Linked DNA regions of Homo sapiens: region 2 is linked to region 1. A link is an interaction called in ENCODE POLR2A ChIA-PET data of the cell type or tissue named here. Cell type or tissue: MCF 10A. All regions are shown on one strand. Each heading gives the region's core, and the rest is flanking DNA. Links, peaks and the distances in the headings are about the cores only. Region 1 overlaps LINC01176 (long intergenic non-protein coding RNA 1176). Region 2 overlaps ZNRF2 (zinc and ring finger 2).

What was found. ChIA-PET counts read pairs that join two places held together with the same protein. Peaks named below come from ENCODE experiments on the same cell type or tissue, not always from the same donor. Only the 100,000 strongest peaks of a DNase experiment are listed, where the experiment ranks them.
Region 2: POLR2A ChIA-PET joins it to region 1 with 15 read pairs; 2 of 35 experiments call an interaction of 5 or more read pairs at or near these places.

Annotation. Positions count from the first base shown.
Region 1 is chr7:30,394,577-30,410,535 of GRCh38, forward strand. LINC01176 (long intergenic non-protein coding RNA 1176) reads left to right here. Exons shown (of 3, transcript NR_108081.1): 2 at 8,336-8,446; 3 at 9,026-9,479. Among named protein-coding and RNA genes, the nearest start is that of LINC01176, 12 kb to the left of the region's middle. In MCF 10A, for the core only: no CTCF peak of the experiment used is centred there; a DNase peak (open chromatin) is centred at 9,115.
Region 2 is chr7:30,315,285-30,331,243 of GRCh38, forward strand. ZNRF2 (zinc and ring finger 2) reads left to right here. Exons shown (of 5, transcript NM_147128.4): 2 at 8,358-8,453. Among named protein-coding and RNA genes, the nearest start is that of MIR550B1, 33 kb to the left of the region's middle. RefSeq lists a silencer at 3,557-3,725 and an enhancer at 7,465-7,514. In MCF 10A, for the core only: no CTCF peak of the experiment used is centred there; a DNase peak (open chromatin) is centred at 7,137.

The DNA.
Region 1 (15,959 bases), core at 6,548-11,547:
AAAGTTTTTAATATTCAGTTCATTGCTGTTATATGAAACTGACTGATTTTTCTATATTTCCTTTTGTATCCTGTGATCTTCCTAAACTCACTTACTTGTTCTAGTAGCTTTTTTTTTTTTTTTTGTAGATTCTCTGGAATTTTCTGCATAGACAATTATGTTGTCCACAGATCGAAACCATTTATTCCTTTCTAATCTGTACGCCTTTTCTTTTCTTTTTTTCTCTTTTTATTGTTTGCTCCTCCTTCCCTTCATGTGTCACTTTCCACCTCTGTCCCTTCTCTCCCCTTCCCTCTCTCACTCCTCCCTTATTACATTGGCTAATATGAATAGATCTCACTACTAACAGCCGAGAGCCTTGCGTGTTCTTGAACTTAAAGGGAAAGCATTCAGTCTTTTGCTAAGAGGATTTATTATGACTGGATATTGAATTTTGGCAATTTTTTTCCCCATCAAATGAAATCATATGATTTTTCTAATCAGCTGATAGGATGACTTCCTTGATTAATTTTTGAATGTTGACCCAACTTTTTATGTATTTATGGATTCAATTTGCTAAAATGTGGTTGAAGACTTTTTATATGTATGTCTGTGAAGGACATGGTCTGTTGTTTTCTTGCAGTATCTTTGGTTTTGGTGTCAGGGTAATGGAGGGCTCATTAAGAAAGTTGAGAAGTGTTCTCTCCCCTTTCATTTTCTGAAAGAGTTTGTATAGAATGCTATAATTTCCTCTGCAATCTGTTGTACTGCTTTAGCTGCATCTCTCAAATTTTGATTTGTTGGTTGAAAAGAAGCCATGTAGGAATGTGGGGTCATCTGTATTGGGAGTGCAAATGATATGGTTTGGGTCTGTGTTCCCACCCAAATCTCACCTTGAATTGTAATAATCCCCACGTGTCGTGAGAGGGACCCAGTAGGAGGTAATTCATTCATGGGGGCGAGTCTTTCCCGTGCTATTCTTGTGATAGTGAAGAAGTCTCATGAGATCTGATGGTTTTATAAAGTGGAGTTCTGTACACGCTGTCTTGCCTGCCACCATGTAAGAGGTGACTTTGCTCCTTCTTGCCTTCTGCCATTGATTGTGAGGCCTCCCCAGCCATTTGGAACTGTGAGTCCATTAAGCCTCTTTCATTTGTAAATTACCCACGCTTGGGTATGTCTTTATTAGCAGTACGAGAACAGATTAATACAGTAACATACATCACAGTAGGTATGAGCCAACTACTTGTGCCTTGAGGTGGGCAGATTTCCTGAGTGAATGTAAACAGTTCTCGCAAATCAGTCTGGAGAATCTGAAGAGAACCAACTGACCATGGCCACAAGGCTAGCCCCAGTATTTGTTTCCACTCCTAGTAAGCTGTGCTAAAATCATTTCAGCAGAAGTATTTTGTTGACTTAAGGTTAGATTCCAAGTTTTAAAAGTTCTGAAGGTTGGGGCTAACAAATGTGAGGAAGCTTCGAATATGGGAAGGGACCTGTAGAAGAAAATCAGCCATCTAAGTTATTTAAAGTAACAGCTGTTAATTTTTATCAGTGAGGTCAGTTTAGAGATAAAAACAATCCAACACCTGTAATCCCAGCACTTTGGGAGGCAGAGGCAGGCGGATCACCTTAGGTCAGAGTTTGAGACCAGCCTGGGCAACATGGCGAAACCCCATCTCTACTAAAAATACAAAAATTAGCTGGGCGTGGTGGCGGGCACCTGTAATACCAGCTACTCGGGAGGCTGAGGCAGGAGAATCACTTGAACCCAGGAGGCAAAGGTTGCAGCGAGCCGAGATTGTGCTAATGCACTCCAGCCTGGGTGACAGAGCAAGACTCTGTCTTAAAACAAACAAACAAACAATCAAAAAATCCAGCAACAATTGATTTAGATTTGTAGAGCAGGAGCTATAGACTGAGAAGAACAAACGAGAATTTGCCTTTTTTACATGGCGTAGAAGGATCATGGGAGAATCAAATTATAACAGTGAGAACATGTAAACACAATCTGCGAGGCCTTTCGGTGCTTGCTAGGGGGCACCACAGTACAATAACATAAAGATCAGCAATAAGGTGGGAAAAATAAAGAAAAGCAGAGCTATCAGAAAAGTAATCTTGTTCTTCCGTGTTGGGTAGACGCCAACTACTTTGTGTCACCATCTCTTCAATCTGAGGGTCTTGGGTTATAGCGGCCTTCATCTATCTGATCATCTCCTCCCAGAGATTTTTAAGACTCAAGAGCTTCAGATCTCCTGAAAAGGTCCATTTCATCAAGACTCAAAGGGGTTTTTATTTTCTGATATTAAATGATTGTTTAAAATTTCTCATGTGATTTCTCAGATTTTATTATTCTATGTTTAGACAACTAAAAAGACTTTTTTCATAAGTTTTAAGGTAATTAAAATTTGGAAATGCCAAAAAAAAACCTAATTATTTCGTAGCTTCCTCCCCACCCCACACCCCCCCACCCTCTGTATAAAAAATGGCTTCTGGTATGTTTGTTTATTTTCACAGAAAAGTCTGAGAAGTGTGTTATGATTATTTAAAAAAAAAAAGTCTTAGAAAAGTTGAGGTTAGCTAAATAGAGTAGTAATAATTGAAGACTGTTTTCATATATGCCATCACACCCAAGGCTATCAAGAGGCAAATCTCAGGGTTGCCTTGTGGCCATTCTAGGATACCTGAAGAACATTTAGTTGTAAACCACACATTGGCAATTTTATTATTCTCAAGTTGGAAAAGGCAAAATAAGAGTTAACAAGCAGACAAAATATGAACATAAGTAAGAAGTACTAACTGCAGAAAATTTTTACAATATCATGAACACATAGCAACAGTAAGAATGATGGTGATAAGAAATTTAATTTTTTCAAAAAAACTTTATGTTAAAATGATTGAAGAGTGTGCTAGAGATTTCACACTTTTATTTTTGAAAAGAAACTCTTTGGGGATAGAATGAGATTGGTCATTTTACAGGAAGAGTATACTAATTTGAATTTGACTGTTTTGTTCTATCATCCAAATAATGATTTGCTCTGAAGGATTTTTCTTCCATGAATGTACCTTCCTAAATATTTGTTTAATGTAATATTTAAATATGTAATAAATTTGAAGTCTTAATTCAGGTTTAAAATACAATTACCTTTATGAACATATTAAGTAAAACAATATATATTACTGAATTTACCATCTTAATCAAATTGTTTCTCTAATAAACAGATAAGCCACGTTTGTTATCTCATGAGATACATATCTCATGTATTATTTTATAACTATGTTATTATCTTAACTGTTTTGTCAGTTACTACCTCAATGAAAATAACTCATTTCCTCTAAACACAGAGAACTGGAATACATACACCAAAAACTAGTTTTTTTCTCCATTAGTATACATTTTACATCTTATAAATCTTAAGATAGTAAAAATAAATTAATATTATCCAAAGGCAATTGCACTTGGTTTCTCTTTACTCATCCTTTAAAATAAAGGGGACAAGTATAAAACCAGGTTTCCTGACCAGTTTTGTATATTTTTCTTACTTAGAAATTGTCAAAGTATCTAAACATTGTTTATTAACTCTATTTAATATTAGTCTAAACTTGTAAAGTTAACTGTGGATCTGGAAACTAAAGCTCATATTAAGTCTTTATGGTTTGCAGCATTAATAAGAATTTCACATGATTAAATCTATTTGACCCATAAACCAGTGCAAGAATTTTAGAGATTTTAAATCCTAAAAACATTAAATCCAATTCTCATACAAACTAGCACTTTGTACTAACATTTTTACATGATGATAAAGTCAATAAGACAATATAGAGCTGTTTTTTAAACTAAAATCATTTCAATTTGTCCAAAGGGATATGATCATAAATGTTACATGAACTCTTTTAATAGAATTCATTCTAATTTTGATACATGATGAAACTATGTATTCATAAACCAAAATTTTAAATCATGTCAAAAGGTTTTAAGTTTCCTGCTTTTTGTATCTTCCAACCTAGTAACCAAGACCATTATTCAAACTAACAGTTAACTTTTTTCTCCTATATTAGTTTTAGGAAGAAAAATTTAAAGAACCAGTGCCAGTAAAACTTGACAATTTTTAAAAACTCGTTTGAATTTTATCTGGACTGTATGAGTATGTAAATAACATCATAATACTTTTTTATTAATTCACATGTTTTTCTAAGAGCAGGAGACAGAGAAGTAGAAGGCAGAAAATGAGAGCCAGCTATGGGAAGGTCAGACAGGGCAAAAGCTAACCTACCACCTGAAAATGTTACAGTTCTGAAAAATTGAATCTTTTAAATACAATTGTGGGATTTATAGTATTACCCATGTCAATTTGAAGAGTTTGTTTCTGTCCTACTATTAAAGATACTTATCTTCTTGGGCTAAGTGGATCGTTGGAATTTGGATGCTACAGTACCCGTTTGGTGACCCCTTTTATAATCACTCAGAGGCTTCTGGTTCTTTCTCTTCTTGACTAGAATGGAACCATTTTCCAGTGACTTTTTAAATTCACAATATGAAGTTTTTGTATCCTAGACCCACAAAAAGATGAGCTGCTTGACAGAGGTCAAGAAGGTTGTGGAGTGGGTGGGCTGGGACAGGATTCGGGAATCCTTAGCAGTGGCACAAAGTTCTGAATACAGCCTGCGTTAGACATGGACATATTGGGAAGTATTTGGGTCTTCTTCGTATGGAGACTGCCATTTTAAGGGACTTTGAGTTAGACTGTATATTTCAGAGGCTGGAGGAGGAGGAGGGAAGACGAGAGATACAAACAGAAAAGTGTGGAACAGTATTTGGGTGGATCAGCAAGTGAGGCAGATTTTAAGTATTTCTTATTTTATTGGCCTAAATGCAGTCTTCTAGGGAAGGGTAAAAGTCTGGATTATATTTAGAAGCCTCTTCATACCAATTTTTTAAGCTGTATTTTAAAATAAATTTTATACTCATGAAGAATTGCAAAAGCCAATACCACCAATTCCTGTGTGTCTTCACCCAGGATTCCCCAGATGCCCCAATGACAAGATCTTAGGTAACCTTGATACATTATCAGTACTAAGTAATGGGCATTGATTAATGCTGTTAACTACACTGCAGACTTTATTCGAATTTTGTTACATGTCTTTTTCCAGTGTATATTTATATGAAATTTAGTTATGTTATAGATGCATGGTAACTACTGCCATAATCAGTATACAGAATATCCTATCACCACAAAGTCTCTTATGCTACAGTTTTATAATCATACCTTCACAGATGTGACCCCCAGCAACCACTGATGTGTTCTCCGTCACTATCATTTGGCCATTTCAATAGTGTTAGGTAAATGGCATCATGCAGTACATAGCCTTTTAAAATTGGCTTTTTTTTTTTTGTACTCAGCAAGTATCCTTGAGAGTCCTTCAGCTTGTCACATGCATCAGTAGTTTCTTCTTTTTTATTGCTGAGTAGTATTCCATTGTGTGGACGAACCACTGCTTATCCATTCACTTATTGTAGGACATTGTGGTTATTTCTAGCTTTCAGCTATTATAAATAAAGTTGCTATAACCATTTGTGTAGATTTTTGTATGGAAATGTGTTTTTATTTCTGTAGGATAAATACCCAGCAGACTTATGGCAAGTCTGTGTTTAACTTTATAAGAAACTGCCAAAATCTTTTTCAGAGTAGCGTTTTATATTCCCACCATCAGGATATGAGAGTTCTAGTTGTTCTACATCCTCACTAACAGCATTGTGGAGTTTTGGGCATTATTTATACATATTATTCTAATAGGTGTATAGTGGTATATCACCATGACTTTAATTTGCATTTTTTAGTAGCTACAATGTTAAACATCTGTGTTTAACATTGAATACCACATGCCATTTGAATATCCTCTTTAGTAAAGTGTCTGGTTTTGTACATTTTCTAATTGGATTTTTTGTTTTCTTACTGTTGTATTTAGAGTTATTTATATATTCTGGATATAAGGTCCTTGTCCGAACTGCGAATTGGAAATATTTTCTCCCAGTCTATACCTTGTATTTTCATCCTCTTAACGTGGCCCTTCTCAGAGCAAAAGGATTTGGTTTTGATAAAGTCTACTTTATTGATGTTTTTCTTTTATGGTCATGATTTTAGCATCATGTCTAAGAACTCCACCTAATCCTAGCCTATTAAAAGATTTATGGTTTCACTCTTCACATTTGGATCTGTGATCCATCTTGAGTTAATGTTCGTATTAGGTGTGAGGTTTAGGTTTAGGTTTGTTTTTATGACCAAGAATGTGCAGTTACTCTAACACCATTTGTTGAAAAAATCTTTTCTCCTTTGAATTGGATTTGCCCTTTTGTTAAAATCAGTTGGCCACAGTTGCATGGGTCTATTTCTGGACACACTATTCTGTTCCTTTGATCTGCATATCTGTCCCTCCACCAGGACTTCATTGCCTTAACTGCTATCACTGTATAGTATTAGAAGACTGAATATTGTGATTCCACCAGCTTTACTTTCTTTTGTGTTTTTTATGCTTTCATGTAAATTTGAAAATTTTCTCATATCTACAAAAACTCCTTCTGAGGTTTTGATGAAAGTGGTATTAAGCCTCTGGATCAACTTGAGGGGAATTGACATCTTCAATATGTTGAATCATCTTTCAATCCATAAGCACAGTTTGTTTCTGTATTGACTTAGGTCTTTTTAAGATTTTCTTCATGAGAGTTGTGTAATTTTCTCCGTACAAATCCTATGCATAGTTTGTTCAATTTAGATTGAAGTTATTTTTTTGGAGCAGCTGTATAAAGGGTTTTGTGTTTCTAATTTCAGTTTCAATACATTTGTTGCTAGTGTATAGAAATAAGTTCCATTTGTGTGTATGTGTGTGTGTGAACTTTGTATCCTGCAACCCTGCTAACTCACTTATTAGTTGTTCCCTTCCCTGTTTCCCAGAAGAGATGGTATAAAGTTACTGTTACTTATTCTTTTAATGTTTGTTACAGTTCAGCAGTGATACCATCTGGGCCTGGAGATTTCTTTATCAAAAGGTTTTAAACTGTTAATTCAATTTTTTTAGTAGTTATGAGACTATTCAAGTTATCTGTTATCTTGGGTGTTTTTATAGTTTGGAATTGGTCCATATCATCTAAATTGTCAAATTTATGTGCATAGAGTTGTTTGTTGTATTCCTTTATTATCCTGTAATGTCTGCTGGGTCTGTAATAGTATTCCTTCTTTCATTACCAATATTGATCATTTATGTCTTTCTTGCACTTTCCCCCTTCTTAACTTCCTGTCTCCCCTCCTCTCCTCTCCTCTCTCCTTCCCTCTTCTCTTCTTCTCCCCACCTTTTGTCAGCCTTGCTTGAGGTTGATCAATGTTATTGATCTTTTCAAAGAATAAACTTTTGCTTTCATTTTTCTCTATTGTTTTTCTGTTTTCAATTTCATTGACTTTTTACTCTTACGTTTATTCCTTCCTCCTACTTGCTTTGGGTTTATTTTGCTCTTCCGCTTGTAGTTTCTTGAGGTGGAAGCTTTGTTTTGGATCTGAGACCATCTTCCAATATAAGCATTTAGTGTTAAATTTATAAATTTCTCTAAAAGTGAAACTGCTTTAACTGCATCCCAAAGATTTTTATATGTTGTATTTTCATTCCCTTCAGTGTATTTTTACATTTCCTTTGAGACTTTCTCTTTGACCATTGGAGTATTTAAAAGTGGGTTGTTTAATTTCTAATTGTTTTGTGATTTTCCTGGTATCTTTCTGTTATTATTGATTTCTAGTTAGATTCATTATGAACAGATAATATATTTTTTATGATTTCAGTCCTTTTAAATTTGTGAAGGTTTGTTTTACATGACCCAGGATAGGATGTGGTCCATCTTGGTATCTATTTATTAGTTGCCAAGGCCATTTTTTCCTTGCTGAGGGGCTTGGCTTAGAGATAACTTACATCTCTTTTGCCCACATTCCAATAGTTAGAGCTAAATCATATGGCCACACCTAACTGCACAGAAGGCTGGGAAATAGATTTTAGCTGTGTGACTTAGAAGGAAATGGGAATCAAGTCTGGAAATTACATAACACTCTCTTGTTTTTGACTTTTTTAAAATTTTCTCCCTTTATTCCCATTCCCAATCCTATAGTTATTTAACTACATACCCTAGTGTATTTAATATATGTCCTTCTGATCTACCTTCTGTACATTGAATTAGATTTTTATGAATCTTTCAAAAATACCTAAGATTTCTTTTAGTTTTTTTTTACATGTTTATAAATGGTTATTGTCTGATATAGTTTGGATGTTGTATCCTCTAAACCTCATGTTGAATTGTAATTCCCTTTGTTGGAGGTAGAGCCTAATGGGAGGTGACTGGATCATGGGAGCAGAGTTCTCTTGGATGGTTTAGCATTATCCCCTTGGCGCTGTCTTTGCGGTACTTCTAGCAAGATCTGGCTGTTTAAAGGTGTGAGGCATCTTTCCCCTCGCCCTCTGTTGCTCCTGTTTTCACCATGTGACATGCCTGCTCCTGCTTTGCCTGCTGCCATGAGTAAAAGTTCCCTGACGCCTCTCCAGAAGCTAAGCAGATGCCAGCACCATGCTTCCTGTACAACCTGCAGAACTGTGAGCCAATTAAACCTCTTCTCAGGTTTTTTTTTTTTTTCTCAGTCTCAGGTATTTTTTTATAGCAGTGCAAAATCGGCCTAATATATTGTCTGTATAGCATTCTGATGATTAGTTCTTCACTGTGTATTAAGATTGACTTATGTTGCTGCATGTATGGCTAATTCATCCCTCTGACTGCTTCAGAAATATTCCACTTTATTCATATTTATTCAACATTTTACTTATCTATTCCCCCGTGTACTAAAAGTCAAAAGCATTACTAATTTAATAATGTCATATTTGTTCTTCTAATTATTTTTTGCTGCATAACAAAGCACTCCTAACTTAGTGGCTTACAATGATAACAGTCATTTATTTTATTCAAAAATCTGCAATTTGGGCTACAATTGGCAGAACAGCTCATCTTTGCTCCTTACAGTATTGGCTGGAGTTGGCGATGACTCAGCAGATCAAGGCTGGAAGACTCATTCTCGTCAGGTGGTTGACGTTGGCTGTCAGTTGGAACCTCACCTGGGGCTGTTTGCCAGAACACCTACACATGGCATGTCCATGGAGCTATTTGACTTCCTCACTGCAATGGCTGGGTTCCAAGAGCAGTTATCCCAAGAGAACAAGGCAGAAGTGCATGACTTTTAGAATCTTGTCTCACAAGTCACACAGAGTCACTTCCACCATCCCCTGTTGGTCAAGGAGGACATGAAGGTCTTCCTAGGAGCACGGGGAGAAGACAGACTTCTACCACCTGTTGGAAGGAGTGTCAGTGTTACATAGCAAGAGAAGCACATGGAATGGGATGTATTGTGATGCCCATCTTTGGAACAGACAATTTGGCATATCTGTGAAAATTAAAAGTCTGATTTGGATATAACAAATGAGACTGATTAGCAAAGATGTCTAATTATAAAAGTTAAAGTTAAATTCCAAATATACTTTTTTTTTTTGCCAAAGACCAAAGACTAGGTTATAGCCAAGGAATTCTGGCTCCCTATATCCCTAGGCTTTTTTTATTTTTATTTTTATTTCTTTTCTGAGATGGAGTCTCGCTGTGTCACCCAGGTGCAGTGGCACTGTCTCGGCTCACTGCAACCTTCACCTCCTAGGTTCATGCGATTCTCCTGTCTCAGCCTCCTGAGTAGCTGGGATTACAAGCGCACACCACCACACCTGGCTAATTTTTTGTATTTTTAGTAGAGATGGGGTTTCACTATGTTGCCCAGACTGGTCTTGAACTTCTGACCTCATGATCTGCCTGCCTTGGCCTCCCAAAGTGCTGGGATTACAGGCGTGAGACACCGTACCCAGCCCCTAGGCTTTATTTCTAAGGTTATCAATACCTTCTTCCCCTTGATCCTTATTTTTTATGTGATCAACATAATACATGAGATCAACCAGTTCAAGCAACACGATTACAAAACCTATGCACACCTTGAGTGTAATAAAGAGAAACAGAGCTTTTTTCTCTTTAGAAAATATATCACATGAGAAAACAATAGTAACTAGTTCTCAACCTCTTTATCCTTTTCTTTTGCGCCGCTGGCCAGAAGATCTCTGATGTATTGGGCATTCTGACTAGATACCTTCAGTATACACATGACTATTCTGAAAGCTTATTATCTACATCACTAGAAAATAGATCCATAACTTTTGCAGTCCTTGTGCCTTTTTCTCTGAACTTGTCTCTCCTGAGACTCTATTAAATACAATGGTGCTTGAGGAAAACACTGCCAGAATAGCTCTGCCTCTCATAAGGTGATGTAAGAAAAATGGGAAAAGTGTTCTAGCAAAGTGGTCATGAAAAGATTGTAGTGAGTTCAACCCTGTCAAGTCCTGATTTATGTATATCATTTTACCCATTTCTCTTAAAGTCCAGAAAGTTCATACCCAAATGGATGAAAATGCTGATCACTCTTCCTTTTAACTACATAAAGCTTTCACCAAGGCAGAAAATCACAGCTAAAAAATTAACATAAGATGGACCAACCCGATTTGTTTCTTTTCTTGAATTGCTAAGCCAAGACGAGATGAGTGTTGGGCCTTTGTTTTTATTTTTTAATGGGTAATTTCAAATATATATGAAAGTAGAGAGGATGGTTCAGTCATTCCTCAGTATCTGTGAGGGATTGGTCTGAGGACCCCCTGTGAATACCAAAGCCTGCCGACACTTAAGTCCCTGCTATAAAATGGCACAGTATTTGCATATAACCCATGCACATCCTCCCACATACTTTAAATCATCTCTAGATTACTTGTAGTACCTAATACAATGTAAATGCTATGTAAATAGTTGTCATACTGTGTTGTTTAAGGAATAATGACAAGAAAAAAAAATCTGTACATGCTCAGTACAGACACAACCATCATAGACCTAACTACACTTTTGATCTGATTTGAATCCGCAGATGCAGAACCCTACAGAGGGCTATGTAGTGAAATGCCCCACCCATCCCCTAACTTCAGCAATGACCAACCCATGGCCAATCTTGTCATCTGCACTCATCCCCAAATTTAATATATTTGGGGATGTCATCTGCATCCCCAAATATATTAAAATGTATTTAAAGCAAAACCTTGATATCATTTCATCCATAACTGCTTCAATGTGTATTTCAAGAAAGGGACTCTTTAAAAACATAACTACAATACCATTATCGCACATTTTAAAATTAGCAGTTGTGGAGGCAAAAGGTGTGTCTATAACTGGGGAGAATGAAGCAAAGAATATAAGTGGACATAGAACACGAAAAACAAAACAAAAGACTGAGTCTCTGAAGTCCTGAAAGGGGTTCCAGTCCACAGGTCTCCCTTTGATGTTGAGAGTCACCTCATCTCTTTGTATCATTCTAATCCCTTCTTTTTGTATTACACTGAGTTGGACTTCAGTAATTTTTTTTGAGACAGTCTTGCTCTGTCGCCCAGGCTGGAGTGCAGTGGCACGATCTCGGCTCACTGCAAGCTCTGCCTCCTGGGTTCATGCCATTCTCCTGCCTCAGCCTCCCAAGTAGCTGGGACTATAGGTGCCCGCCACCAAGCCTGGCTAATTGGACTTCAGTAATTTTAATTTGGAAGCATCATGGCTAATACTACTGCTATCTGGACAGCTTAGTGTTACTCTTCCCTCCATATTTTTTGATTTGTTTATCATACCATTCAATTTAGTTAATGCCAGTAGCTACCGTTTATCGAACACCGATCATGTACCCGGCACTCTACCACGTGTAGAGATTAAACTACACCAATTTCACAACAACCCAATGAAAAAAGTATTTCCCTATCTTGTAGATAAAGAAATGAAGGTCTAACTGGATTAGGTAATATTCCCAGGTTAAACACTTAACAAGTGTGGAACCAAAATCTCACGCAGATCTTTCTGGCCCTCAGCCTGTTCCCACTATGCCATGCTGCATCTGACAAACGTGATTTTTATTTTCTAAAAAAGCCAGTACAATTCTGTGGTGCCTGCTGTTCATCATATTGTTTCCTCATCTTCCTAGGCGCGCAACTACTCCTTCATGGCACTTAGCCTTGGTCCCGTGATTGGGTTCTAGCCTATGGAATATGAGTAGGAGACATGTCATGTTTCTTGGCTGGGCCCAATAAAACTTCCCATTTGCTGTCCTTTTTGCTCTCTCTGCTTTTGCCGTCTGGCTGATGATGCCCAAGGTGACCTTGGGAACCACACATTGGCGATGACAGACGGACATCCTGAGTCTCTGAGTGACTGTATGGGACAGAGCCGCCTGCCACCAATCTGAAACCTCTTTGGACTGTTCACATGAGCAAGAGATAAACTTCTATTGTATTTAAGCCGTTGTATATTTAGCATTCTATTTATTATTACAGCAGTTAGCCTTCCTTAACTTTTATGTACTGTTTCAATTATCTTTTACTGGGTAACAAACTACCCCCAACATTTAGCGACTTAAAACCACAGTCTTAAATTAACTCATGATTCTGTGAGTCAGAAATTTGGGCTCTTGCCCCTACTTGTTCATGCGGCTACAGTGAGCAGGTGGGAAGCTGGGGGCTAGTTGGTCCAGCATTGCCTCACTCACATGTCTGGAAATAGGTGCTGGCTGGACTGTGTGTCTCCAGCAGGCCTGCCTGAGATTTTTCACATGTTGGTGGAAGTGTTCCCAGCAGCAAGAGAGGGCAAGCCCCAATCTGCAAGTATGTCTCAAGCTCCTGCTTGCATCGTGTTTGCCGATGTGCCATTATTTAGTGAGTCACCTGCGTAGAGGGGAGTATGATTTATTGGGGACTATTTACTGCAAAAATCTGCCATATGTACAAGAGTTAGGCAAATCATTTACGTATATACAACATATTAGTCACATATTTAATACCAGAGTCCCACTCTGAGACTGTTTTCATAATCCCTGAATCAAGTTCTATTTAATAATGTAATCGTTTATTTTTTACTTTTCAGGTCTATATATGAGAATAAAATAATTACCAATACATCATACATTTAGGTTAGTAGAATTGGGAATTAAAGAAATGAACCCAGTTTCATCTTTGCCATTAACATTGAGCTCCCTTTGTTTTAAGTCAGATGCAGTTGCAGTAACCCTCCCTAGACTCCATAACCCTCTTGAGCTACTGTCATATCCTGTCCCTTCCATATCATATTTCTTTCTTTCCTTTTTTTTTTTTTTTTTTTTTGAGATGGAGTCTTGCTCTGTCACCCAGGCTGGAGTGCAATAGCGTGATCTTGGTCACTGCAACCTCTGCCTCCCAGGTTCAAGCGATTCTCCTGCCTCAGCCTCCTGAGTAGCTGGGATTACAGGCATCCACAACCACACCTGGCCAATTTTTATATTTTTAGTAGAGACGGGGTTTCACTGTGTTGGTCTTGCTGGTGTCAAGCTCCTGACCTCAGGTGATCCACGGGCCTCAGCCCCGCAAAGTGCCAGGATTACAGACATAAGCCACTGTGCCCCAGCCCACATTGTATTTCTTGAAGGATATCCTCATCTTCCAGTTATTTCTCAATCCTTTTCAGTCTGGCTTCCTTGCATTAATTTATGAAAACAGCTCTTATGAGGGTGACCCATGACCTTCCTGTCACTAAATCCATGAGCATGAAACTTTCTTACTGGTGGTTGACTTCTTCTCAACACCACGCCACCATCCGTCTGCTTTTCCTTCAACCTTTCTGGCCTTGTCTTAGTTTCCTTTGAAGACTCATCCTCCTTTACCTTGTCTTTAAGTGACAGAATTCCTCAAGACTTCGTGCTTGGTCTTTTCTCACTCTACTCTTGCCCTAGGTTGGCCTCATCTTTGACCATGTCTTCAATACTATCTATATCCTGTTGAGTCCCAAACTTGTTTCTCTACCTCAGGCCTCTGTTATGCCCCAGCCCTGTGTATCTCCAGTTGTTTATCTCACATGCACCTCAAACTCAATTTATGTCCACACCGGCCCTGTGCTTCCTCCTCATTCACCCTTCCCTCCAAACAAAATCCAGTTCTTTTCTAGTAGTTTCAAAATGACCCCACAATCCAAAAGCCCGTGAATCATTCTTGACTCCCTGTACCATCAGTGCCCCCTGTGCCATCCTTCACCCATTCCGGTGGTGCCCCTTTCTATTCTGGGAAAATCTCCCACTGTGAGTCATCTGGGTGGGTGACTGCCCCAGCTCCCACTATGAAAGACAAAGGGGCTAACATCCTCCCTCTCTCTGTCTCCTGTCAGCTAAGGCATTGCCTGTGACCTGACCTTGGTTGATTGGCTGTGTCTGCCAAGAACTTTGAATATTAAGAGTAAAACCAAGACGGTACTATTAGAAGTCATTCATGAATGTATCAGTGGAGTACTGGTGGTGTTGATCCTGCTTCCTGTATTTCTTAGCCTTCCAGAACTATCTTGGTTCCTGCCCCCCCCACCACATTTTCCATGCTGGTGTGCTAGCCCCCAGTGGATTTATCCTATAAATGCCCCCATTTGCTTAAGATACCCAGAGAAGGATGTTGTTATTTGCCACCAGAGAAGCTGTGACCAATATAGGCACTGATGTTCCAGGTAGATTCAGATGCCATCACAAAATTTTCTCCACTAATCGGCGACCTAGCCACAGAATGCACAAAACAGCTCTCAAGATCTCTGCATGCAATATCAGTGCCTATGGGTCCCTGTGGCTATTTCTTAGTGCTGCCCATGAGCCACCATCATCTCTGCCTCAACTTCTGCGAGAGCCTCCCAGCTGGTTGTCTCATAAGGTCCTCAACTTCATACTGCAGCCAAAGCCATCTTTTCGGAATGTAAACCTGTTGGTGCCACTCCTCTCTGATGAAATCTTTCAGGGGCTTCAGATTTCTGTGAAAGACCAAAATTCTTAAACTTTTTTGACCTTTACTCGCAATAAAGACAGTTTATATTGAAACTCAGTACACTTGATGTATATTTTATAAAAGTGTCACAAGACAATACTTACCCTTTATTTGATTAACAAATACTTGCATGGCAGTTACTGATTGCCAGACACTGTTCTTGCTGTGCTGTGAATAGTAACTCATCTAGTCCCTGTAAGAACCCATGCGATGCACATGTTCTTATGACCACTTTAAAGCTGAAGCCACTTGGGCACAGAGAGGTTCAGTTGCTTGTCTGAGGTTGTACAGTTAATGAGTGGCAGTCTGGGTCCAGACCCGTGCTTTTCACTGCTTCTTGGTGCTACTCTGTGGTGGACTCTGATATTCTATTCTGTTTCATTTTTTAAAAACAGAGGTTGGGCGTACACCCCATTGCTTTCACAACCTCCTAGCAGGTCACAGTATACAGTTTAAGAAACACTGGCCTGTCTTGGGGTGGGCCCTTACCTTGTATTTCCCAGCTCCACCTGTGCTGTGCTCCTCCTTGAGTTCTATGATCCAGTTTTCATGGCCAGGCTCCTCGGAGCCATGGGGCCTTGGCCCATGCTGTTCATTTACTGAACCTCACTGTCCTCCCTGCAGATTGTGTCCTTGATTTCAAGGGAGAACGGTACGCCTATGATAGGCCCTGAAAGCCCTTGCACCTTTCCTTGGGCACTCATCATGGTTGCAGTTTGGCAGTTACCCACTTGGTGGTTTGAATAAATATATCCATCTTCCCCACTAGACCGTATGTGCTGCGAGTGTAGGCTCTCTGCGTGTTTTTAGTTCACTGTTGAGAGAGGTGATCTGCCCTGAGTCCTGAGCATCCAGCACATTCTTGCTGGGTAAGCACACAAGGCGAGGCCCTGACCACTCTACTCAGACTGCTTCTCAGCAGACATTATGTTCGCAGCAGACAACCTTGAGGATAAAGTAGTAGCTCCCTCCAGTTCGGAGAGCAGACTTGCTACTGCTTGCTATAAAATGGCAGGCTCCTC
Region 2 (15,959 bases), core at 4,379-9,378, 81 kb before region 1:
CTTGGAAATCTCAAAATAGACCCCCTATGATTGTTGCATGGTTGTAACATTTTTATGTACAAGATATTGTAAATCGTTTAATTGGTTATAAATGCTATGAGAGAGATCTGGTAGAGAGATGAGTGGACTGCAGAGTGTAGTGAAAAGAGTCCTAGTTCTGGCCCTAGTCCTGACTAGTTTTATGAGTTTTGTCAAGAATTTTTACCTCACTGAGTTTTCTTACCTGTAAAAGGAGATTAGAGTGGATGTTCCCTTAGAGTGCATTTGCATTCTCACAAAGTTGAGTCTACCTGGCTTGGGAGTAATTACAGTGAACATGGAGAAGTGTAACTCTTTTTGGACAACACGGAGGGCATTTGTTAGGTACACAGTGTGAAACTTAAAAATGTCTGATCCCATAATTAAGTTTGTTTTTTGTCCCTAACTAAAGAAAAAGGTGGGGCGGGGGGGGGGGGGTTGGGTATAAAGACGCCTACAGGGCATACTTAAAGAATCCTTGTAAGACATTTAATGAGTCATTACAGCATACTGATATCTAACATAAAAAACTGCTTTGGATAGCTTTTCATTCATTCAAATATTTGAGTGATAGTGTGTGTCATGAGAGGCACACTAATGACTTTGGGGCTACAAAAAATAGATCATAATTTTCACTTAAAATTGCTTCATTCATGTTCTTTCCAAAGAGAATATATGAAAAAAATAAAGTAAAAGAATTGTCAGACTAGGCGCTGTGGCTCACACCTGTAATCCCAGCACTTTGGGAGGCCAAGGCGGGCAGATCACCTGAGGTTGGGAGTTGGAGACCAGCCTGACCAACATGGAGAAACTCCATCTCTACTAAAAATACAAAATTAGCTGGGCTTGGTGGTGCATCCCTGTAATCCCAGCTACTTGGGATGCTGAGGCAGGAGAACTGCTTGAACCTGGGAAGCGGAGGTTGTGGTGAGTCAAGATTGCACCACTGTACTCCAGCCTGGGCAACAAGAGCGAAACTCCATCTCAAAAAAAAAAAAAAAAAAAAAAAAAAAAAAAAGAATTGTCATAAACCAGTAGATAGTAGGAAGTAATGATTTTCCCTAGTGGACTGAATATATGGTCCTGATGTGAACTAAGCTATTCAAGAATGTCTGTTATACAAATTGTTGTATACTGATGTTTTATAGGTTCATCAAGGATTGCTTTGGAGGATTTATCAGAGGATTAATTAGACATTTAGCTATTTAGCCTGGTAAAACGCTTGTTGAACAAGGTTAAAACGTTTCCTGCTAACTTGTTTCAGAATGTATTCTGCTATATTGTGTTATTGGAACATTTGCTGTCCTGCTATTTTAATTTTATTTCAGATATTTTTGTCCTTTATTAAGTCGCTGTCATTTTTAAGTGTATAGATTTTACTTAGGTGTTTCCTCTTTGGCCTCTTGAGCAACTTTTCCTTTATAGCAGAAAGTTTACCTATTAGAAAACCGTGATAATTTAGAGAGAAGTTAGGTCATCTGCAACTGATCCTGCCTGTGGTTATAGAAGTTAGTTAGCTTGCATTTTCTGGGAAATTTTTCATAACAGATAATTCTGTATTTGCCAGACTCAGAACAGATCCTACCAGTAAATGAGATAAGTTCATCTTTTCAGTTTAGACTCCAGGCCTTTTGCTGCGCTTATGTTTTATATAGTCTAAAGTTCTTTGCTTATGGAAGTTGATTTATTTGCCCCCCCTTTTTTTTACTGGCATGTTTAAAACAATTTTACCTTTGAACGGAATTTGAAAAAAAATGCAGTGCATTCCTGCAAGCAGTGCTTATAATTGTGGTTATAATCACCAGTAATTAGAATTTCCTAATCTGCCTTTAATTGTGCCATTCTTGCCTCTAGAACTGAGGCCAACTGTATAGTTCATTTCCGTATTTATTTGGATATTTATTAAGTGTTGACTGTAGGTCTAGCTGGGTGCTTGGACAGAGTGATCAGATGTAACACGCAGAATAATATGCAATTTCTGCCCCACAGGTATCAAATTTGGGAGATAAGATCTACACAGAAGTAGTATTACACATGATATGTCAAATGAGTGTTATCAGTAAAAGGAATTCAGTAGGACAGAGAAGGACATTTTGCTTTTGAGTTCTCTAAAAGATTTCATTGAGATGGTGAGACTTGATCTGGGCTTGAAGGGATGGGAGTAAATTTTTAGTAAAGTAGGATGAAAATATTGGCTTAATCAAGAGCAAAGGCATGGAGATGTAATGGGTATGTTCTATTGGAGGAAAATAATTAAATGGCAACACCAAATTTGTATTAGGCTCATAGTGGGAAATAGTGGGAAAGCCTTGTACAGGGAATGGTGGCATGGGGTTGCTTGCATGCATTCAGTAATGCAAAAGAGGGCCAACAGCCAGGATGCTGTGACAGAAAGCTCAAAGCCTAGGAATCAGAAGAGCTGAGTTCTGGCACTTTTGATGTCTTTCCACTTAGACCTATATTCTCTTTAAGTGAGCAGTTTAAACAGAGAGAGTGTAGGTTCCTTATGGTTAATATTCTTTAGTTCTGTTATCAGAGATGGAATGACAGCTTCTGTTTTGTATTACCTGAAGAGCTTTGTATGGCCTGGTGTAGCAGATGGAGGTTACTTGCTGTAAAAATCTCCTGAACCCATTCCTCTGTCACTGATTCATTCCATTGTTTGTCATATTCATTGCATTTCTACGTAGGGGAGTGTTAAGCCTATTGATTATTGCCTTCTGGAAATAAATTAGTCAGATTACCTAATTGAGATCAGATGGAGTGGAGCTTTGTTTTAGGGACAGTATAAAGGAATGGTTTTGATTTTGGGGAAACTTGGAGTGCCGGCTTTGGATAGAGAACATTTATAGCCAGTGAGGTCGATGACATAGGAGGGAGGTTCATGACATCTGGGGGAGGGGCAGAATATTTGGATTATTATAAAGGTTAAAATAGAAGAGTCCAAACATCTGGCATCTCATCTGTCTCTAATGTAGTCCCTGGTTACCTTTATTTCTCTTTGGATATAGTGATTGAGAGGATCAGTTCTTCTGGGTGATTTTTGCTGGTGTCTTTATTTTGTTTGTGGTTATTGGGAACTCTCATAACTAAGAAAGTTGCATTTAGATGACCTGTTTGCAGTTGTAGAATAATGATTTGGTATGTAAATCTCATAATAGGGCCTTCATCTTCTGTCATGCCTAACAGATCTGACTTGGTGGTTGGAGTAATTTTTCTACCAACAAAAAACCCAAAAATCTCACCTGTATTTTTCCTGCCAATTGGTGTATTCACCAGTCTCAGGTTTAGGATCAGTCCCTTTTTGTTTGTGGTTGGTTTCTAGGAGGAAACAATGTACAAATACTGAGTTAAAAGTAGGGTTGGGCCACTGGAGATACAAAGAAAAATCTTTTTGCCTTAGTCATCAACAATGGAAAAGCATTTGGTAAAGTAACTTTGATGCAGCAGTATGTGTCATTGAGTAGTTACAGAAAGTTTTTCTTAATAGGAATCTGGATTTTATTATTAAAGAATGTCATTATAGAGGCTGGGTGTGTTGGCTCACGCCTGCAATCCCAGCACTTTGGGAGGCTGAGGCGGACGGATCACCTGAGGTCAGGAGTTCAAGACGAACCTGGCCAACATGGCAAAACCCCATCTCTACTAAAAATACAAAAATTAGCTGGGTGTGGTGGTGCGTGCCTGTAATCCCAGCTACTCGGGAGGCTGAGGCAAGAGAATCACTTGAACCCAGGGGGTGGAGGTTGCAGTGAGCCAAGATTGCGCCACTTCACTCCAGCCTGGGTGAAAGAGCGAAACTCCGTCTCAAAAAAAAAAAAAAATGTCGTTTTAGAACTGTACTCTTTATTTTTAGAGACAGAGTCTTACCCTGTTGCCCGGGCTGTAGTGCAGTGGTAGGATCATAGTTCACTGCAGCCTCAAACTCCTGGGCAAGAACTGTACTGTTTTAAGAATTTACAAAGAATAAGAGTTGTCTGAAAAGTGTAGAGGGGAAAATTTCAATAAATGATAGCCACTGTTTACTGAATACTTACTATGTTGCAGGCATTATATATACATTATAATCTTTAATTCTCACCAAATTTCTAATGTGTAAGTAGTAGTATCAGTGTTTACAGGGAAGAAGTCAGGCCTGGAGGGCTGAAGTGCCTTCCCTGGGTCACCTAGTCTGTATGTAATAGAAACAGGATTTTTACCAGGTCTATTGGGCCTCACATTTCTGTATTTTCACCTGACTATTAAGGATAATAAGGAGATTGACATGTAAATAAACACAGGGCCATGTGCTGCATTGAAGTATTGTCCAGGTATGGAAGAAATACAAAGGGAGGGAATGATCAAGTTGACCTTGGGGTAGAGCACTTAGAGAAAGATTCCTGGAGAAAGATGACACCTTAGTAGGATACTGGTGACCATCTAAAAGTTCTTTGGGTAGAAGAGAAGGATTAATGACACTAGTGATTCATTGTCTATATGTTTTCTTCTCTGTTTAACAAGAGCAGAATGATCTGGTTCATCTCTACTGTTGACTCTCTTCATCACAGTCTCTCTTGGCCTTTTATACACCAAGATGATCCTGCTGTTCCCATCCCAGTTTTTGTTAGTTTGATCATTTTCACACTGTTTACATTTGTAATATTTAGTACTGTTTTGTAGAGATAATTCCTATAGTTGTTTACACATATTTTTATTTTTAAATAGAATCGTGCATGTGTGTACTACCTGTGTGTCCGTGAGTTTATATATTTATTTAACCACGAATTCTTTGTTTTGATTCATCTGTTGGTTGAGTCCTGAGTCTGAGTATTTAAAGATAATACACTTCTTGAGTCCCATTTTTTTCCAAGAGCTCTGAAGACCCCTCTGCCATGTGTCCCAAATAATTATCTATATATGTTATATATGTAGATCTCTATACAGATCTTTCTATATATACATAGAGAAATTTCTCTATATAAATAATTTATCGATACATACATTTATAAATAAATCTACTCAGGTATATAGAAAGATAACTATACAGAGAGAGATGAATCAAGGATGAATCAAAACAAAGAATTTAGAAATGGACAGGCTGTGGTTAAGTAAATATGTAAATACATACTAGTAGTACCCACATGCATATCATATATATGTATACAGTTTTAAGAGTGCTTTACATAGATGTTTAACTTAGGATTTTTGACTTTATAATGGTGTGGAGGTGATATGCATTCTGTAGAAACTATACTTTGAATTTCAATATTTTTCAGGGCTAGCAATATTCATAATGAAACTCGGTGGTGCTGAGCCAAATATCTCATGTAATTTATTGAATACGGTATTGAAAGGGTTCTGAGCACATTTAAGGTAGGCTAGCCTAAGCTACGATGTTTGGTAGTTTAGGTGTATGCATTTTCAACTGAAGATATTTTCAATTTACCATCCTAAGTCAAGGAGCATTTGTATATTAAGGATATTGTCCTTTTGTTTTTGATATACATTGCAAATATTTTAAATTCATTATTTGTCTTTGGAATTTGCTTCTGATGTGTTTAACCATGATACATTTTTTTTCTTTTGTTGCATAATGCCTTAGAGCTGCCTTAAAAAACTGATTGGAAGCTTTATGTGCAAAGATAAGGCTTATTAATAGTCAAGGATTTTGATGTATCATTCTGTGAGACCTTTTGATTTAAGAGAAGAATCTACCAATTTCTTAGTAGAGATGGAGGCTATGGAGTGGGGCCTTTTTCAGTTCGGAGATCTTTATTCTTCTATTTTCTTCCCTGCCCGTTGCCGTGCCTGGTATTCTCAATTCCGAATATTCTTTGTTGTTGTTGTTGTTGTTTTCCCCACAGTAAATCTCCATTCTCATGCTCTAGTGGGGGTATGGTATTTGCTTGGCTGTATGTAATGGATTGGGGACCTCGGGATCTGTTTTTTATTCAGTCTTTCAGTCAGTCTAGATTTTAGCCTCATGTATCACTACTGTGTTGGGAAGTCATGGAGCTCCAGATGCCTGAGTCCTTTGGGAATTATTTAGTGAGAATTGGCTTACTTGTGCAGACACTCAGGATCTGTGTTTGCTCCGTGCCGTTGATGCTTTCATCTATTTTTTTTTTCTCATTTGCTGCCGACTTCTCTCAAGTTCTTTAACTCATTTTTATTAAATATTATTTATTTTCATTTTAGTAGGTTTTGGAGGGGAGGAGAGAGAAACATGTGTTTAATTCACTGTATTTAACTAGAAATCCAGGTGGTTCTTTGTACGTACTGTTTTTCCCCTTAGGCTCTACTTTGTAGGCAGTTGGATGGCTCTCAAGTGAGGCTTTTTAGGTTCACAGTATTGCACTTTTGTTTAAGTTTGTTTGCCAGTACCCAGATGATTCTGATGTTTCAAATCAGTTGCCTCTTGCCCTCGTTTATGCTAAGTTTAACTTCAGGGAAGCAAATTTTTTAAGTTTCAAGGCAAGAATTCTTTAGTTGATGCTTAAAATCTGGTTGCAGTTTTAGGATCTCTGCTTTCTCCCCATGGTTGATCAGTTTCACAGTATTCGATGTAGCCTGTGTTTGGCCATTATAGTTTTTTTGTAGTTTCATTTTTAGGGGTGTCTAATCTTTTGGCTTCCTTGGGCCACATTTTTTATAGTTTCATTTTTAGGGGTGTCTAATCTTTTGGCTTCTGTGGGCCACACATAAAATACACTAACAATAGCTGATCAGCTAAAAAAAAAAACTGCAAAAAATCTCATAATGTTTTAAGGAAGTTTATGAATTTGTGTTGGGCCACATTAGGCCATGCGTTGGACAAACTTGTTTTAATCGAATCCTCCTTCCTGTTTTTTTTCTTTCTCTTTTTGGTGGTTTTCAAGAAGTTGAAGTAAACATACCTTTATTCCTTTCTTTTAAAATGCATGTACTACAGTTTGAAAAACATTGTACAAAATCATATATTTCATTTAGGAAATTGAATACCTGGAGGATTAGCTGTGCCAAAATCTTTTTCCCAATCCTTATAAAGTTCGGCATGAGGTATAATTCTAGCCTCACTCATTTGGTTGCAGTGAGTTTCACATCACAGTGAAGGGAGGACAGTTCCTGTGAGAACACATGTGTTGGAACTAGAGAGCTGCCAAAACGTCTCTTTCACCACCCATCTTATTAGTTGTCTCTCACAGTGCTTCTGTTCCTGTCTACACTCTAGCTTCATGTGGCCTTCTTTCTTGTGCTTGCCTATAGTTTCTGTTCTCTCGTAAGTTCAGCTTACACCTGAGCCGTCATGGACACCACTGTCTCTCTTTTACTTACTTTTGACCTTTCTGCTTAAGCTCTTTACTGCTGGCCAATATAGTCTCTCACTGTTTCTTAATCATATTTCCAAAAAAAAAAAAAATTGATTGGCCTATGCCATCTTTTTGTTCCACTTCTGATTTGTGCCTAGCCAAACTATAAGTTGGCTATCTGGGTTCAGGTTTCCAAACAGCTTAGTGGTGTCAGGGGAGGGAGCAGTAGGACAGCAGGGGAACATGGTATATCTGAGGACTGTCTTAGCAGCAAGAAGGCAGGGATGGGACACTTCACCTTGGTAAGTGAGGGGGCAGAACAGAGCTGAATACATCAAATAGTCCCTATTTTATTATGCTAGTTTATTTTTAATGGAGTACTTCAGGCAAATACTTAGTAGTGCAGATTGAATAATGTAGGAAACTAGCTAATTTTTAAGTGTCAAAAATTGACTGCAAAAACCTGTACCCCGATCTGATGCTAGTTTCTGTTTTCATTATGACTTCAGTGCCATGGTGTGGCAGAAAGACCATTAAAGTAGAAGTCAGGAGTCTTAGATTCTAGACCTGTTTTTGCTGTTCTGAAAGGCTTCACGTTCTGCATCAGATAAAATTTTAAGGTTATTGAGGTAGAATAGTGTCTAAGGTGCTGTTTAGCTATAAAACTTGTGACTCACAGTGTACTATACCAAGTTGGTAAAGGTAATTTCCACAAGAGTAGTCAGATTACAAAGCTTGTAATAACATGAAATCATGAGTACAGGTTAATGTAAAAAATTAAAAACGAGAATACCTGGACCAGTACATCAGAGAGAGATACAGGAGTTTGTAGTGGACTGCATCCCTCTCATTTTAACTTGTTTTGTTTGATGAGGAGATCATCTTCATAAACTGATACAAAAGTCAGATATTATAATCACAAAATTTTCCTGACTTGAGTTGCACATAAACAGTGTAATGCAGTAAGTGTAATATTGAAGTTTCAAACGCTTTTTGATTTTCCATGCTTTTTAAAAGCCATAGCTGGATATTCAGAATAGTTAAGTAACTTGAGTTTCTTTTGTTTTTTAGGATTTAAGTGCCCTGTATGCTCAAAATTTGTATCCTCAGATGAAATGGATTTGCATCTTGTAATGTGTTTAACAAAGCCACGAATAACCTATAATGGTAAGTCCAATGGTTTAAAATAATATTTTAAGTTAGAATTAACTTACATTTTATGAATTTCATGTTTCAAGTATAATTTAAAAGGAGGGAAGGACATTGTTTTCTCTATTTTTACTAGTGCATTAATGCAGTGGTTCTCAAATTCTGTGATCTCAAGACTTCTTTACACTTCAAAAAATTACTGAGGACTTCAAAGAGTTTTTCTTTACTTGGGTTATATCTATCCATATTTGTCATAAATTAAAACAGAATTTATAATTTTTAATTTATTTTGTTAAACATAAATATAATTATGTTGACAACTTTTAAATGAAAAGTAAATTTTCTAAGACAAAATATTTAGTGACAAGAGTGGCATTTTCAGGATTTTTACAAACTCTTTAATATCAGGCTTCATGACAAGGAATTCTCACATCTGCTTCTTCATTCAGTTTATTGTGATATGGCACGTCTTGTGTCCTCTGGAAAACTCTGCTGCTATACTGGAGAGAATGGGAATGAAAAAGGCAGATATGGCCAGGCACAGTGGCTCACACCTGTAATCCCAGCACTTTGGGAGGCCGAGGTAGGCAGATCACCTGAGATCCCAAGTTTGAGACCAGCCTGGCCAACATGGTGAAACCCCATCTCTACTAAAAGAAAAAAAAAAAGAAAAAAAAAAATTAGCTGGGTGTGGTGGTGCACACCTGAAATCCTAGCTACTCGGGAGGCTGAGGCAGGAGAATCGCTTGAACCCAGGAGGCGAAAGTTGTAGTGAGCCGAGATTGTGCCACTGCACTCCAGCCTTGGAGACAGAGTGAGACTCTGTCTCAAAAAAAAAAAGAAAAAAAAACAAAAACAAACAAACAAAAAAACAGATACTTAGTGTTACCATGAAAATAGTTTTTACTTTGTTAATCTAAAAGGATTTCAAAGGCTCTTCCACTTCTCCTACTGTACAAGATTCTTTGGACCACAGTTTGAGAACTGCTGCATTGAAATAAAATCTTTTGGGTTAAGCCTAAGTAAAATGTAATGTTCATAATGGCCATTTTCAAAAGTAAGTAAGCATGGTTGAAATTGCAACTTTTTTCTTTTTGTTTAAGAGTATAGAGTAAATGAAGGGAACATATATGAGGAGTAGGGAGAATAAAAGTTTATTCAATAGTAAATAGATGCCTAATGGGAGAAAAAAGTCATTAAGAGAAACCCAAAACTCTACCTATGCAGTGCATATGTGTCTCTGTCTTTCCTCCCATATACAAATTTAGTCTGTGAGCTCTGGAGCGAACTGGTATTTTTTTAGGTCTGGTGTTTTAGACTGTACCATTCTTTCCTGACCAAAATCTCTAGATATTCCAAAACCTAGGAAAGATTTTAAATGTAGCCTTGGCATACTTTGGAATAGACTTGGGGGGGAAAAATCAAGTAGTTCTGTCCTAACCAATGAATAGAATAAAATGAAGGAAAAATGAAAGTTGTTTTCAAAATTTTATAAAGAAACAGACTTCAAAAGCTTAAGAGAAATTTCATTTTTTTTAAATATAAATTTTGGCCTGAAATAAAATGTGTAGAAAGGGTACCAGTAAACACTATAGCCAATTGAAAGATTGGCTAAATTCAACATATATTTTGAGCATCAATTATGTGCGAGGTACTGTGTTAGGAATTAGAGATATAGCAGTGAATGAACAGAAATGGAGCTTACAGCCTACTAATAGTAATAGTCACTGATTTCTTTGAGCTAAGAATTATTGGTTAAATAAAAAGGTTCTATGAAAAACTTAGTAGATATAGCAGCACTTATCTGAGCTTTCTCCTCAGGTAACAAAAATGTTGGGAGGGGTAGAATTTAACATTGAAATGAGCATATTACTTTTGGTAGTGTTTTGCAAGTTGATCTAAGAATCAGTCTCTCAATTCTTCCCTTTCCTTCACTTTTTCTAGTATGGTGGTGCTTCAGCCACCCTATTACAGGGTTGACAATAGAGCACTTTTTGCCATTCATTTGCTGATGAAATGTGAAAGTGGTTTTAAGCAGTTACTTGGCATAATAAATGTATTTGTTGATTATATCCTAACCTTTTTGCATTATGAAATTGAATTGGCTACTTTGCATTATCTACTTCAAGTTTAGTTATTTAAGAAATAGAAAGTGTTCTCATTCAAAATTTGTGACTAAAAGTATATGGGTTTGTTTTTCATACCTGCTCCACTATCTTATATTCTATAATTGTTTATGTTTAATATGAGTGCCTTTAAATATCCATAAATCTTAAAGCTTCTGGCTTTCAATTTGAAAATCACAAATATATTTGACCATATAATAATATATTTACACACAGTCTTAGTATTCTGTATGTTTACTTTTTGTGTAATATATCTAGAATACAGTCTTCTTGTGTATTGTGATATTTAACAATTTTTTTAACTTTTAAGTTGAGGGGTACATGTGCAGGTTTGTTATATAGGTAAACTTGTGTCATGGGGGTTTGTTCTACAGATATTTTGTTACTCAGGTATTAAGCCTAGTACTCATTAGTTATTTTTTCTGATCCTCTCCTTCCTCCTACTCTCCACCCTCTGGTAGGCTCCAATGTGTATTGTTCCCCTCTTTGTGTCCATGTGCTCTCATCATTTAGCTCCCACTTACAAGTGAGAACGTGCGGAATTTGCTTTTCTGTTCCTGTGTGAGTTTGCTGAGGATAATGGCCTCCAGCTCCATCCATGTTTCCACAGAGGACATGATCTTCTTTTTTATGGCTGTGTAGTATTCACACGGTATATATGGACCCACATTTTCTTTATCCAGTCTATCATTTGATGGGCATTTAGGTTGATTCCATGTCTTTGCTCTTGTGAACAGTGCTGCAGTGAACATATGCATGCATGTGTCTTATAACACAAGGATTTATATTCCTTTAGGTGTATACCCAGTAGTGGGATTGATGGGTCAAATGGTATTTCTGTTTTTAGGTCTTTGAGGAATTGCCATACTGTCTTCCACAATGGTTGAACTAATTTACACTCCCACCAACAGTGTGTTAAGTGTTCCTTTTTCTCTGCAGCCTCTCCAACATGTATTTTTTTTTGACTTTTTAATAATACGCATTCTGACGCTTGAAATGGTATCTCCTTGTGGTTTTGATTTGCATTTCTCTAATGATCAGTGATGTTGAGCTTTTTTTCATATGATTCTTGGCCACATTTATGTCTTCTTTTGAAAAGTGTTCATCTCCTTTGCACATTTTTTCATGGGGTTGTTTGCTTTTTTCTTGTAAATTTGTTTAAGTTCCTTATATATGCTGGATATTAAACCTTTGTCAGATGCTTCGTTTGCAAAAATTTTCTCCCATTCTGTAGGTTGTCTGTTCACTTTGTTGATAGTTTCCTTTGCTGTGCAGAAGCTCTTTAGTTTAATTAGATCCCATTTGTCAATTTTTGGTTTTGTTGCAATTGCTTTTGGTGCCTTTGTCATGAAATCTTTGCCTGTTCTTATGTCTATAATGGTATTGCATAAGTTGTCTTCCAGGGTTTTTATAGTTTTGGATTTTACATTTAAGTCTTTAATTCATCTGGACTTAATTTTTGTATGTGGTTTAAGGAGGTTGGCGTGGGGTAGGGGTCCAGTTTCAATCTTCTGCATATGGCTAGCTAGTTATCCCAGCACCATTTATTGAATAGGGAATCCTTTCCCCATTGCTTGTTTTTGGTCAGGTTTGGATATTTGACAGTTCTTAATTTCCTGATTTAACTATGCCTAAGTCATTAAACTGTTCTGCTAGATCACTTGTTTGGTGTCTTAAGAACTAATATATAACCTTCTGCTTGGGGATACTATAACAACCAAATATTTCGAATTTTAAATATTTAACAGTATTTCAATCTAGAAATTAATAAATTTCATGCAATAAGTAAATAAACTTGTAGGCATTCTTAAAGTTGCTGACTGAAAGCTTTAAAAAATAAAAATATATATATTTTTGTTTTTAGAGTCAGGATCTTGCTGTGTTGCCCGGGCTGGAGCTCAGTGGCTATCTATAGGCACAGTCATGGCACACGACAGCCTCAAACTCCTGGGCACAAGTGATCCTCCTACCTCAGCCTCCTAAGTAGCTAGGACTACAGGTGCATGCCACCATGCCTGGCTTTTATTTTTTATTTTGTAGAGATAAAAAATTCAAAGTATGTATTAATTGTATAAACATTCACAGCAAGAAGCAAATACAGCTTCTTAATAAAAACCGTGTATAGTTTTTGAGGTTTTAAAACTAGCTCTTGGACAGTGGCCAGTTATGAGTAAGTGAAGGAGAAAGGAGCTTTGCCTGGACTGATTTGGAGGGTTACAGAGAGGTGGCAGGTTAATAATGTACTTTCCTATCATAGGCAAGGGGAATTCTAATGCCACCTGGTTTTAAAGTCAGACCCCCCCCAAAATGTCTGTCACAGGTGATGAGTCCAAATGGAAATTGGCTCCTTTAATACCTCATAAGCAAACCATCTAGGATTATTATAAAGTAGAACAAGGTAAAGCCAGAGAATCTCTAAAACTGAATCTTTTTAGTCAACTGGATTCCTCACAATTTTATATTTGAATTCCTACATGTTGATTCCATAGAGAGATACATCAGATACATTGGGCCTCTGAATTGTGTTAGTGCTCAAACAAGAACATTTTTTTCAGCATACTGTTCATTTAACTTACACTTTTGCAGCCTTTTCCAAAGTAGCTAGATCTGAAATTTTGAAATTTATTTGTTAAGTGAATGTTAACTGTCTATAAACATTCATAGTTATAACACAAGAATAGTGGGGCTTGTTTTCTTCAGACTGGATATATTTATATAGATAAGCTCCTGAATTGGATGAGTTCCAGAAATTCAAATATAAGTTGATGATTTAGAGTTTCAGACTCTTTGTCACAGAGATGATATTTGAAATATTGGTTTTTCAGACTAGCTCACCAAAACCTTCTTATTTTTTTAAATGCACAATATATCTGAACACCCACATCCTGGTACCTGAAGAAGAAATTGGCTGACTAGGTAGAAACTCTCAGGGATTGGGCAGCTGGCTCGGCAGAGATCCCAATGGGACGCCCAAGGCTGTCAGGGCAGGGAAGGATTTTGAATGATGTGGGTGGTATTATCTATTGCAGATGGTATTTTGGCAGCTTGAAAAAATTAAGAATGCCACAGTGAGTATTCAACAACATAGATTACCTTCATGTGAAGGACTGCCTGTTTCATATACTTTTCCCTCTTTCATGTGCTTCATTGTTGAGTTTATGGACCTAATAATTCCTTGTATAGTCTATGAATCTAATACAAATTTTATGAGTATAGAGGCTCTCTTCATTTCCTTGCTCCTTCTAGGATATTTCAGACAAGCCAACAAATTAAATATTATTAGCAAATTCTTAGTTTTTTTAAAAAATTTTATTATGTGTACATAATAGTACATTTATAGGGGTCCATGTGATATTCAGATACAAATGTACAATGTGTAATGATCAAATCAGGATAATTGGGACATCCATCACTTCAAGCATTTATAATTTCTTTGTATTAGGTACATACCAGTTCTGCTTTTCTAGTTATTTTGAAATACACAATAAATTATTGTTAACTATAGTTGTCCTGTTGTGCTTCCAAGCACTAGGTCTTATTCCTTTTATCTGAAGGTATTTTTGTACCCATTAATCAAACCCTCTTTATATCCCCCTTCCCCAGTACCCTTCCCAGCCTCTGGTAACCATCATTCTTCTCTCTGTCTCCATGAGATCAGTTTTGTTTTGTTTTGTTTTTTAAGCTCCCACATAATGAGTGAAAATATGCTATAGTTGTCTTTCTGTGCCTGGCTTATTTCACTTAACATAATGTCCTCCAGTTCCATCCATGTTGTTGAAAATGACAGATTTCATTCATTTGCATGGCTGAATAATATTCTATTGTTTATAGATACCACGTTTTCTGTATCCATTCATCTGTTGATGGATACTTAGGTTGAATCCATATCTTGGTTATCGTGAATAGTGCTGCAGTAAACATGGGAGTGCAGATATTTCTTCGAAATACTGATTTCATTTCTTTTGGATATATATCCAGTAACAGGATTGCTGGATCATATGGTAGTTCTCTTTTTCGTTTTTTGAGGAACCTCTGTACTGTTCTCCATAATGGCTGTACTAATTTACATTCCCACCAACAGTGTACAAGGGTTCCCCTTTCTCCACAGCCTTGCCAGCATCTGTTATTGCCTGTCTTTTTGATAAAAGCTGTTTTAACAATAAGATCATATCTTATTGTAGCTTTGATGTAGCAAATTCTTAGTCTTGATTGTATTGGTCTTTAAACTATACCTGATTATGGTATACTTTATACCATATAAAGTTCAGTTTTTACTTTAGACTTCTGTGATTCAAGGCAGTAAGATTTATTTATATTTAAGGAATCTTTGTTTTACTTGTGGTTGGTACTATGTTTGTGCATGTGTACTTAGAAGAGGTACAACTTGAAATAAAGTTGTCTTCTGGGAGTTAAATTATAAACTTGTGAATCAAAACAGAGCTATTCAGAATCATCAGAAAGAAGAACAACTCTATGGACAGAGCAAGATGTGACTATTACCCTGTTAAAGTAAACATGTTTGAAGAAAGATTGAGCCAGTTGGAAGGCAATTTGTTCTGTAATAAAAATGATGAAAAAAGCTGCCAATTGCTACACTGTCTGTGGGAGAATCTATTTTGTCAGGCTCACACAAATATTGCAGGTGATTGTATCAGGCTGTCAGCACCTTGATTCCAGTTTGCATATACAGCCTGCTAATCATCTGGGTTCCTGTCTAACATGTTTGCAGGAAAGAGCATATTTTTTCCCACTGTAGATATAATCTGGTCTTCCAGGGAGTTGAGGTACTATTATAAGTTATAAGCCTATCTTCTGCCTTATATACTACATTTTCTTGGTTTTAAGATTCTCCCCTCAAAACACATTTTAATCTTTCTGAATTCAGGATGCTTTCTGAAATTGGCATTTTTTTTTAACTGAAGTTAAAAAAAAAAAGAAAACTTGCCAGCTACTAAGCAGAATTTTAAATAAGAAAGTCTAAGTTATCGCTGCTTGAGCATGTGTGAACTTCGCCTTCTGTGGCAGGTTTCTGTTCTCTGATTTGACGTCTCTGTTCATTTATGTACATTGGTGGTTTCTGTGGTTGAGTTTTAACTTAAATGTGGATCCCTAATTGTAGTCTTAAGTAACTTGATACAGCTTACATTGTAAGGCAGAATTGAAGAGCTATTTTTGATACTACAAACTGACTGTTCTCCATGGAGTGATGTTAAAGGCAATGGGAAATGTCAAATCTCTTCTACTGCCTTACAGAAATCTCAAAGTTGGTGATATCCCAGAAGAGCCTGGCAGAAACAAATCCAAAACTGTTCATAAACCCATACAGGATTCCTGTACTAACATACAGTCTCTATTAACGGTGAACTTGTGATGAAAAATGACAAATAAGGAGTGAGAG